Linked DNA regions of Homo sapiens: region 1 is linked to region 2. A link is an interaction called in ENCODE POLR2A ChIA-PET data of the cell type or tissue named here. Cell type or tissue: IMR-90. All regions are shown on one strand. Links, peaks and the distances in the headings refer to the core of each region. The heading gives the core; the rest is flanking DNA.

What was found. Peaks named below come from ENCODE experiments on the same cell type or tissue, not always from the same donor. Only the 100,000 strongest peaks of a DNase experiment are listed, where the experiment ranks them.
Region 1: POLR2A ChIA-PET joins it to region 2 with 5 read pairs; 4 of 35 experiments call an interaction of 5 or more read pairs at or near these places.

What each region holds. Positions count from the first base shown.
Region 1 is chr18:12,712,670-12,717,060 of GRCh38, forward strand. It overlaps PSMG2 (proteasome assembly chaperone 2), which reads left to right. Exons shown (of 7, transcript NM_020232.5): 3 at 33-91. Among named protein-coding and RNA genes, the nearest start is that of PSMG2, 12 kb to the left of the region's middle. In IMR-90, for the core only: no CTCF peak of the experiment used is centred there; no DNase peak of the experiment used is centred there.
Region 2 is chr18:12,440,832-12,445,222 of GRCh38, forward strand. It overlaps LOC105371998 (a long non-coding RNA gene), which reads left to right. Exons shown (of 6, transcript NR_136514.1): 5 at 2,562-2,744. Among named protein-coding and RNA genes, the nearest start is that of PRELID3A, 35 kb to the left of the region's middle. In IMR-90, for the core only: no CTCF peak of the experiment used is centred there; a DNase peak (open chromatin) is centred at 2,310.

The DNA of each region.
Region 1 (4,391 bases), core at 84-4,083, 270 kb after region 2:
CATATGATTTCATTTTCTTCTTGTTTTTATAGTGTATTCATTGCCTTCAAGAAAGCTGGTGGCTCTACAGTTAAGATCCATTTTTATTAAGGTTAGTATGTTGTAGTTTGCCTTTTTGTTTATTAAAGTGTAATGAGAAAATAAGTAACATTAGGGATTAAGATTCAAAAATTACTACTGTTTTTACCATATGTACAGTTAAGATCTGATTCTACAGAGAAATAATCTTACAATATTTCAGATGTGTTACTGTCTTTTCATGATTATATAGAAAGGAAGCAGGGCTTTTATCTTGAGTGTTAACATATTTTCAGTTCGGGTAGCATTGGTGAAAAAATGTAAGCATATTAATATTAGAGGTTTATTCCATTTGTATTACCTTTCAGCTGGTGGCATCTACATATAAACTATGTATATATCAAATTATGTATATGTCATAAAATATTCTGAATCCGACTTCTTTCCTCCTCCACTGCTGTCATTGAGTGCAAACCAGTGTCATCTTCATGCCCCTGACTAACTTGCTGATCTGCCTCCCACAAACAGCAGCACTGATGATCCTCTAAACGTACACCACATCACTACTCTCTTTGAAACCCTCCAGTGGCTTCTCCTCTCACTCAAAATTGTGATCCAGGAAAAGGGGCTCGCTTCCTGATGCACTGTGACACCAGGTTTTTGAGACAAGAAAGGCTTTATATTGCAAATTGACTCCCAAGGAGACAGGAGTCGACCTCAAATCTGCCTCCCTGTGCTGACTTCAAGGCAGTGTTTTTATTAGAAAAGGTTCAGAGGGTGGATTCTGAGATCAGTAGGTGAGCGATGGAAGGAAAGGGGACATCTGGAAGGTCCTTGGGCATGCACAGTTATCTCCTCATGCTAACTCATAGGGCTCATGTGCCAATTCAGGGGAATGAGTATGAAACGTGATGGAGAGTCAGCTTGCGACACCAGGAAGCTTGTTCTCTGCAGACTCTACTTGGCCATATTGGTTCCAACCAATTTCAGCCAGTTCTTTTATCCCATAAGGGGAGGAAGTTTCAGTATTTTACCAAGTAGTTTCTTATCTGCTACCCTGCAAACTCAATAATTTCTTTCTTTTTTTTTTTTTGAGACAGTCTCCTCTGATGCCCAGGCTTAAGTGCACTGATGTGATCTCAACTCACTGCAGCCTCTGCCGTCCTGGGTTCAAGTGATCCTCCTGCCTCAGCCTCTGGGATTACAGGGACACGCCACCACACTGGCTAATTTTTGTATTTTTAGTAGAGACGGGGTTTTGCCATGTTGGCCAGGCTGGTCTCCAACTCCTGCCCTCAAGTGATCCACCCACCTTGGCCTTTCAAATGCTGGGATTACAGGTGTAAGCCACGCCCAGTCCAAACTCAAGAATTTGTTAGTCATTGGTTTCTTTAACTCTTTGAGGATGGTTTCAAATTCACAGCCCTTACTGTGGCCTATGAGGCTGTATATCTGTGCTAATACAGTAGCCACTAGCTACATGTAACTATTTACAGTTTAATTCATAAATTTAAAATTCAGTTCCTCACGTTCCAAGTTCGCAGGAGCCCCATATGCAAAAAGCCAGCATAACAAGAGTCATGCTCACAGGAGCTCTGCCAGACTGCTGCTTTGCAGAGCCTAACCTGCAGCCACACTGGCTTCCCTGTGTTGTTAGACATTAAGCTCATCCTGTCTCAGTCTTTCCACTAGCTTCTCTGCCGAAATTCATTTTCTTAGAGACTCCAATGGTTTGCCTCCTTTACTGTTTTCTTAAATGTTTCTTCATGAGAAAGGCCCTCCTAAACAATCCTTTCTTCCTTTTTTTTTTTTTTTTCCTTGAAACAGGGTCTCTCTTGCTCTGTCACCCAGGCTGGAATGCAGTGGCGTGATCTTGGCTCACTGCAACCTCTGCCTCCCAGGCTCAAGCCATTCTCCAACCTCACCCTCCCGAGTAGCTGGGATTACAGGCATGCACCACCACACCCGGCTAATTTTTGTATTTTTTTGTAGAGGTGGGGTTTCGCCATGTTGCCCAGGCTGGTCTTGAACTCCTGAGCTCAAGCAGTTCATGCTTCAGCTTCCCCAAAGTGCAATGGCGTGATCTCAGCTCACTGCAACCTCCGCCTCCTGGGTTCAAGTGATTCTCCTGCCTCAGCCTCGCAAGCAGCTGGATTACGAACGTGTGCCATTGTGCCCGGCTAAGTTTTGTATTTTTAGTAAAGATGGGGTTTCACCATGTTGGCCAGGCTGGTCTCAAACTCCTGACCTCAGGTGATCCACCCACTCCACCCACCTCAGCCTCCCAAAGTGCTGGGATTACAGGCATGAGCCACTGTGCCCGGCCCTCTTTTTTTTTGAGGCAGAGTTTTACTCTTGTCACCCAGGCTGGAGTTCAGTGGTGCAATCTCAGCTCACTGCAACCTCTGCCTGCTGGGTTCAAGCGATTCTCCTGCCTCAGCCTCCTGAGTAGCTGGGATTACAGGTGCCCGCCACCACACCTGGCTAATTTTTGTATTTTTAGTAGAGATGGGGTTTCACCATGTTGGCCAGGCTGGTCTCAAACTCTTGACCTCAGGTGATCTGCCCGCCTCAACCTCCCAAAGTAGTGGGATTACAGGTGTGAGCCACCACACCCAGCCGAAAGTAAGCTTCTGAAAGGAATGATGAAGTGTCATTTACTTTTATATCCCCAGCTCATAAGATAGTGTCATGCACATAGAGAAGCTCTCAGTAAATATTTGCTAAGGGATTTTTTGGAATGACCTGAGGTATCATCTTTTCAGGAGGTTAGAAATACAGGATTTTAGTGACATGGTTAACTGCATAGTACTTTTTATTTTAACTTTTCTTTTTGAGATGGAGTCTTGCTCTTGTCGCCCAGGCTGGAGTGCAGTGGCGTGATCTCAGGTCACTGCAACCTCCGTCTCCTGGGTTCAAGCAATTCTCTTGTCTCAGCCTCCTGAGTAACTGGGATTACAGGTGCCCGCCACCACGCCTGGCTACTTTTTGTACTTTTAGTAGAGTTGGGGTTTTGCCATGTTGGCTAGGCTGGTCTCACACTCCTGACCTTAGGTGATCTGCCCACCACAGCCTCCCAAAGTGCTGGGATTACAGGCGTGAGCCACTGTGCTCAGCCATTATTTTAACTTTTTATCGAAGTATGACGTACATGAGAAAAGTGCACAAATCATAAATATACAGCTTGGTGAATTTTCATGCAGTAAACCCTCTGTGAAACCAGCTTTCAGATCAAGACATAGAGCATTGTCAGCATTCCAGAGGACCCCATAATGCGTCCTAGTCAGTATTCTATTGGTGGAATTCTGTGGTATATACTTACAGCATCTAGCTTCCTTTCTTAACATTCCCTTTGCGGGGTTCACCCATGTTGTTGGAAGTAGCCATAGTTCATTCGTTCTCATTTCTCTGTGGTGTTAAGTTGTATACATAAGCCATAATTTTTCCATGGTACTTTTGATGCTACATTTGATTATTTCCAGTTTGAGACTATCATGAATAGTGCTGCTAAGATTATTTTTAATTCTTATACTAGAATCACTGCTTTCTTTAGTTAACATTATATACCCAAAGTTTTGCAGTTAGAGTTGGTAACATTTTTACATTGTGCCACATGGCTTTTTGTTCTCTTTCTAATCAGTGTAAGTTGAAAAATTATTTAACGTATAATATAAATTTTTGGCAGCTGGAAGTAAAGAGTGAATTTTTTTTTTTTTTTTTTTTTGAGACGGAGTCTCGCCCTGTTGCGCAGGCTGGACCGCAGTGGCATGATCTCGGCTCACTGCAAGCTCCACCTCCTGGGTTCACGCCACTCTCCTGCCTCAGCCTCCCGAGTAGCTGGGACTACAGGCGCCCACCATCACGCCCGGCTAATTTTTTTGTATTTTTAGTAGAGACGGGGTTTCACCGTGTTAGCCAGGATGGTCTCGATCTCCTGACCTTGTGATCTGCCCGCCTCAGCCTCCCAAAGTGCTGGGATTACAGGCGTGAGCCACCGTGCCTGGCCACAAGACTAATTTCAAAATAGCAAACATTTATTGAGCATTGATTCTTTGTGCTGATACTGTTCTAAGTACCTTATATTTATTACTTAATCCTCATGACAAACCTATAAGACAGATACTAATATTATCCTTATTTTTCAAAGGAAACACTGAAGTACAGAAAGATTAAGCAATTGCCTGACACATGATCTTAGGGAGGCAGGACCAGCACTCTAACCCAGGCAGCCTGGCTCCAGAGCTTGCCTTTTTTCTTTTACTTTTTTTTTTTTTTTTTTTTTTGAGACAGGGTGTCACTCCACCCAGGCTGGAGTGCAGTGGCACAACTATGGCTCACTACAGCCCTGACCTCCGAGGCTCAAATGATCCTCC
Region 2 (4,391 bases), core at 140-4,139:
TACTTAGGAGGCTGATGAGGGAGGATCGCTTGAGCCCAGGAGCTCAAGACTTCAGTGAGCAGCTTTGCACCACTGAACCACTGCACTCCAGCCTGGCTGAGAGTGAGACCCTCTCTCTTAGAAAAAGAAGTGACTGGGTGGGCATGGTGGCTCACGCCTGTAATCCCAGCACTTTGGGAGGCTGAGGTGGGCGGATCACCTGAGGTCAGGAGTTTGAGACCAGCCTGACCAACATGGAGAAACCCCGTGTCTTTATACAAAATTAGCCGGGCGTGGTGGCAGGCGCCTGTAGTCCCCAACTACTCGGGAGGCTGAGGCAGGAGAATCACTTGAACTGGAGGGAGGGGGGTGGGGAGCGTGGGGAGGCGGAAGTTGCAGTGAGCCGAGATCGCGCCATTGCACTCCAGCCTGGGCAACAAAAGCGAAACTCCATCTCAAAAAAAAAAAAAAAAAAAAAAAAAGGAGTGACTTTTCTGTAGAAGCTGCATTGCTCGTTAGGCTCTCCTGTGCAGACGTGGGCTCGCTCCCTCCTCGGCCACGCTATTCCCTAGAGGCTCCACACAATGTCTGCTCACGAGCCTGAGGTTCAGGTTAGAGCTGCAGAAATCCTCATCTTTGGCTTTCTACTCTCCTAAAAACTCTTGCTGCTGGGAGGAATTGGGATGTGAAGCTTTCTGCTGTCACCCTAGGGAAGGGGGTTAGGGATGGAGGCAGATCAGGGACAACAGATAGACGATTGCTGCAGTCAGAAGGCAGCCCCAAAGCAAAGAAGAATGTATACAAGACGGGCAAGCTTCAAGTGAGCCGCATGCCCTCGATTCACAGACAACCTGCCTCATTGCAGCAGCTGTGACCATTCCCAGCACGGGACCCACAGTGTCTGGCCCTCTTGGTGCCAAAAGAAATCTGAATACTAAGCTGTGTCAAACATGCAGATGCTTCTTCAGCTCTCAAGCCCTGAGGACATAAACTTCCAGATGCCCCACATTTCCGGAGCGCTGTCCTGTCAGTTCTGGAGCGCTTGCTGTCACTGCTTCCATCAAACGGGCTCCGAGGCAGCCACCAGTATCGGGAGCACAGCTGCAGTGCCCTGCACGGCAATGGCTAACATACTAGACACCATGTGTATGTTAACAAGATGAGCTGGAATAGTGGTGAAAATTCAGTCTTCCAGGTAACTGCATCTGAACTTTTTTTTCCACCCAGGCTGGAGTACAGTGGCGCAATCTCGGCTCACAGCAACCTCCGCCTCCCAGGTTCAAGCGATTCTCCTGCCTTAGCTTTCTGAGTAGCTCGGACTACAGGTGCGCGCCACCATGCCCAGCTAATTTTTGTATTTTTAGTAGAGACGGGGTTTCCTCATGTTGGCCAGGTTGGTCTTGAACTCCTGACCTCAAGTGATCTACCCACCTCAGTCTTCCAGAGTGCTGGGATTACAGGCGTGAGGCACTGCGCCCGGCCTGCATCTGAACATTTGATTCGTGTAGGCAGAGGCCTTTTCTTTTTTTTTTTTTGAGATGGGGGTCTCGCCATGTTGCCCAGTCTGGTCTTCAACTCTTGGATTTAAGCAGTCCTCTCACCTCGGCCTCCCAAAGTGTTGGGATTACAGGCATGAGCCACTGTGCCCGGCCTAGAGCTTTATATTAAGGTCTTAGCTCTTAAAACTTTTTTGGGTGGGCAAAGGGAGAGGTTTCGCATGCCTTTGGCTAATAGGAGGGAAGCACCACGCCTTTTATTAGCATTATAATCAATGTGTGTGTGCATGTGCCTGGTGCGAGCACTTGCACATTCTGCAGCGATATCAGGAGTCTTTATTTATTTGAGACTGGGTTTCTCTCTTGTTGCTCAGGCTGGAGTGCAGTGGCATAATCTCAGCTCACTGCAACTTCCGCCTCCCGGGTTCAAGCGATTCTCCTGCCTCAGTCTCCTGAGTAACTGGGATTACTGGCACCCACCCCCACGCCAGGCTAATTTTTTGTATTTTTAGTAGAGACAGGGTTTCACCATGTTGGGCAGGCTGGTCTCGAACTCCTGATCCACTCGCCTTGGCCTCCAAAATGTTGGGATTACAAGCATGAGCCACCATGCCTGGCCAAGGAGTCTTTAAATAACTCGTGTGTGCAATCAAGCCCTTTCCTAAAGATAGTTTTCTTTATGAAATTGTAGACTGTGATTTACAACTGTACATCTTTTCCTCAACTGGAGCTGGTAAGAAAAAAGTTAAATATGTGTTACCCAAAGCTTTTCCTACTTATGGTATCCAAATTCTTTGTATATCTGCAATACAGGAAGCACGAGTCAAAGATTATGACTTGGACTTAGTCACTGGACATGTGGATTATGAGTTGGACACATACACACAAGTATCTTGACATACACATATCACAGAGGAACTTCAGAGGAAGGGGCTCCTAAGAAATGTCTGGCAACTGAGGGAACAGGTTATGTAAATGGATTAATATAAAACTCAACTTTATATAATGTGTAAGATATTTAGAAGGTAAACCATGCATTCTTAGTTAAGATAAAAACACAAGAACTTTCCTCTGCTCGTATTTCAGGAATACGTCTGCTGAGGGACACGTTCTACAAAACAATGAAGTTTGCTGCATCAACTGCATTTTCCTTTCATGAAAAATTTCTCTGTACCATGCAGTGGTGTTTGACAGCATGTTACCCACAGTAGAATTACTTTCAAAATCTGAGTCAATCTTCTCAAACCCTGCCGCTGCTTTATCAACTAAGTATGCACTACTGTAAATCTTTGATCACTTCAACAATGTTCACAGCATCTTCGCTGGTAGATTTCCTCTTAAAAAACCACATTGCTCATTCACAAGAACCAATGCCTCAGCAATTTACGTTTTCTCATGAGACTGCAGTAATTCAGTCACATCCTCAGGCTCCATGTCTAATTCTAGTTCACTTGCTAGTTCCACCCCATCTGCAGTTACTTCCTCTACTGAAGTCTTGGAATGAACTTCTTCCAAACTCCTGTTCATGTTGCATTTTGACCTCCTTCCATGAATCACCAATGTTTTTAATGGCATCTAGAATGGTGAATCCTTTCCTGAGGGTTTTCAATGTGCTTTGCCCAGATCCATCAGAGGAACCACTGCCTGTGACAGCTAAAGCCTTATGAAGTGTATTTCTTAAGTAAAAGTAAAACTTACTCCTTGATCCATGGGCTACAGAATGGATGTTGTGTTAGCAGGCATGAAAACAACAACAGTCTCCTTGTACAACTCCATCAGACCTCTTGGGTGACCAGGTGCATTGTCAATGAGCAGTAATATTTTGAAAGAAATCTTTTTTTCCGAGCAGTAGGTCTCAACAGTAGGCTTAAAACGTTCAGTAAACCTTGCTGTAAACAAATCTGCTGTCATCTGCCGAGGCTTTGTTAGTCATTGGCAGGGTATAGGTAGATTTAGCTTCAGATTCAAGGGCCTTAGGATTTTCTGAATGGTAAATGAGCACTGGCTTCAATGTAAGGTCACCAGCTACATTAGTCCCTAACAAGAGCGTCAGCCTTCGAAGCCTGGAAGCCAGGCATTGACTGTTCTCTAGCTATGAAAGTCCTATATGGCATCTTCTGTTTCATCTGCATTGCAAAAGTGTAGTGTAGCCACCTTTTTCAAGATCATAGCTAGATCTTCTGGAGAACTTGCTGCAGCTTCTACATCAGCACTTGCTGCCTTACCTTGCACTTTATGTTATGGAGATGGCTTCTTTCCTTAAACTTCATGAACCAACCTCTGCAAGCTTTCAAATTTTCTTCTGCAGCCTCCTTACCTCTCTCAGCCTTCAAAGAATTGAAATGAGTTAAGGCCTTGCTATGGATTAGGTTTGGCTTAAGGAAATGTGGCTGGTTTGATCTTTATCCAGACCACTCAAACATTCTCCATATCAGGAAATAAGGCTGTTTTGCTTTCTTTTTTTTTTTTTAAAGAAATGGAGTCTCTCTCTGTCACCCAGAACAGAATCCAGTGGTGTGATCATAGCTCACTGCAGCCTCAAACTCCTGGGCTCTAGCGATCCTCCTGCATCAGCCTCCTGAGGAGCTAGGACTACAGGCATGCACCACACACAGCTTGCTTTCTTATCATTAGTGTTCAATGGAGTAACACTTGTAATTTCCTTCAATAACTTTTTCTTTGCATTCACAGCTTGGCTGTTTGGTGCAAGAGGCCTAGCTTTGGGCCTATCTCAGCTTTTGAATGCCTGCTTCACTAAGCATAATCATTTCTAGCTTTTGATTTAAAGCGAGAGACTTTCGACTTTTTCTTTCACTTAACACTTAGAAGCCACTGTACTGTAGGGCTTTTGGCCTCATTTCAATATTGTATCTCAGGGAACGGGGAGCCTGAGGAGAGGGGAAGAGAGACGGGGGA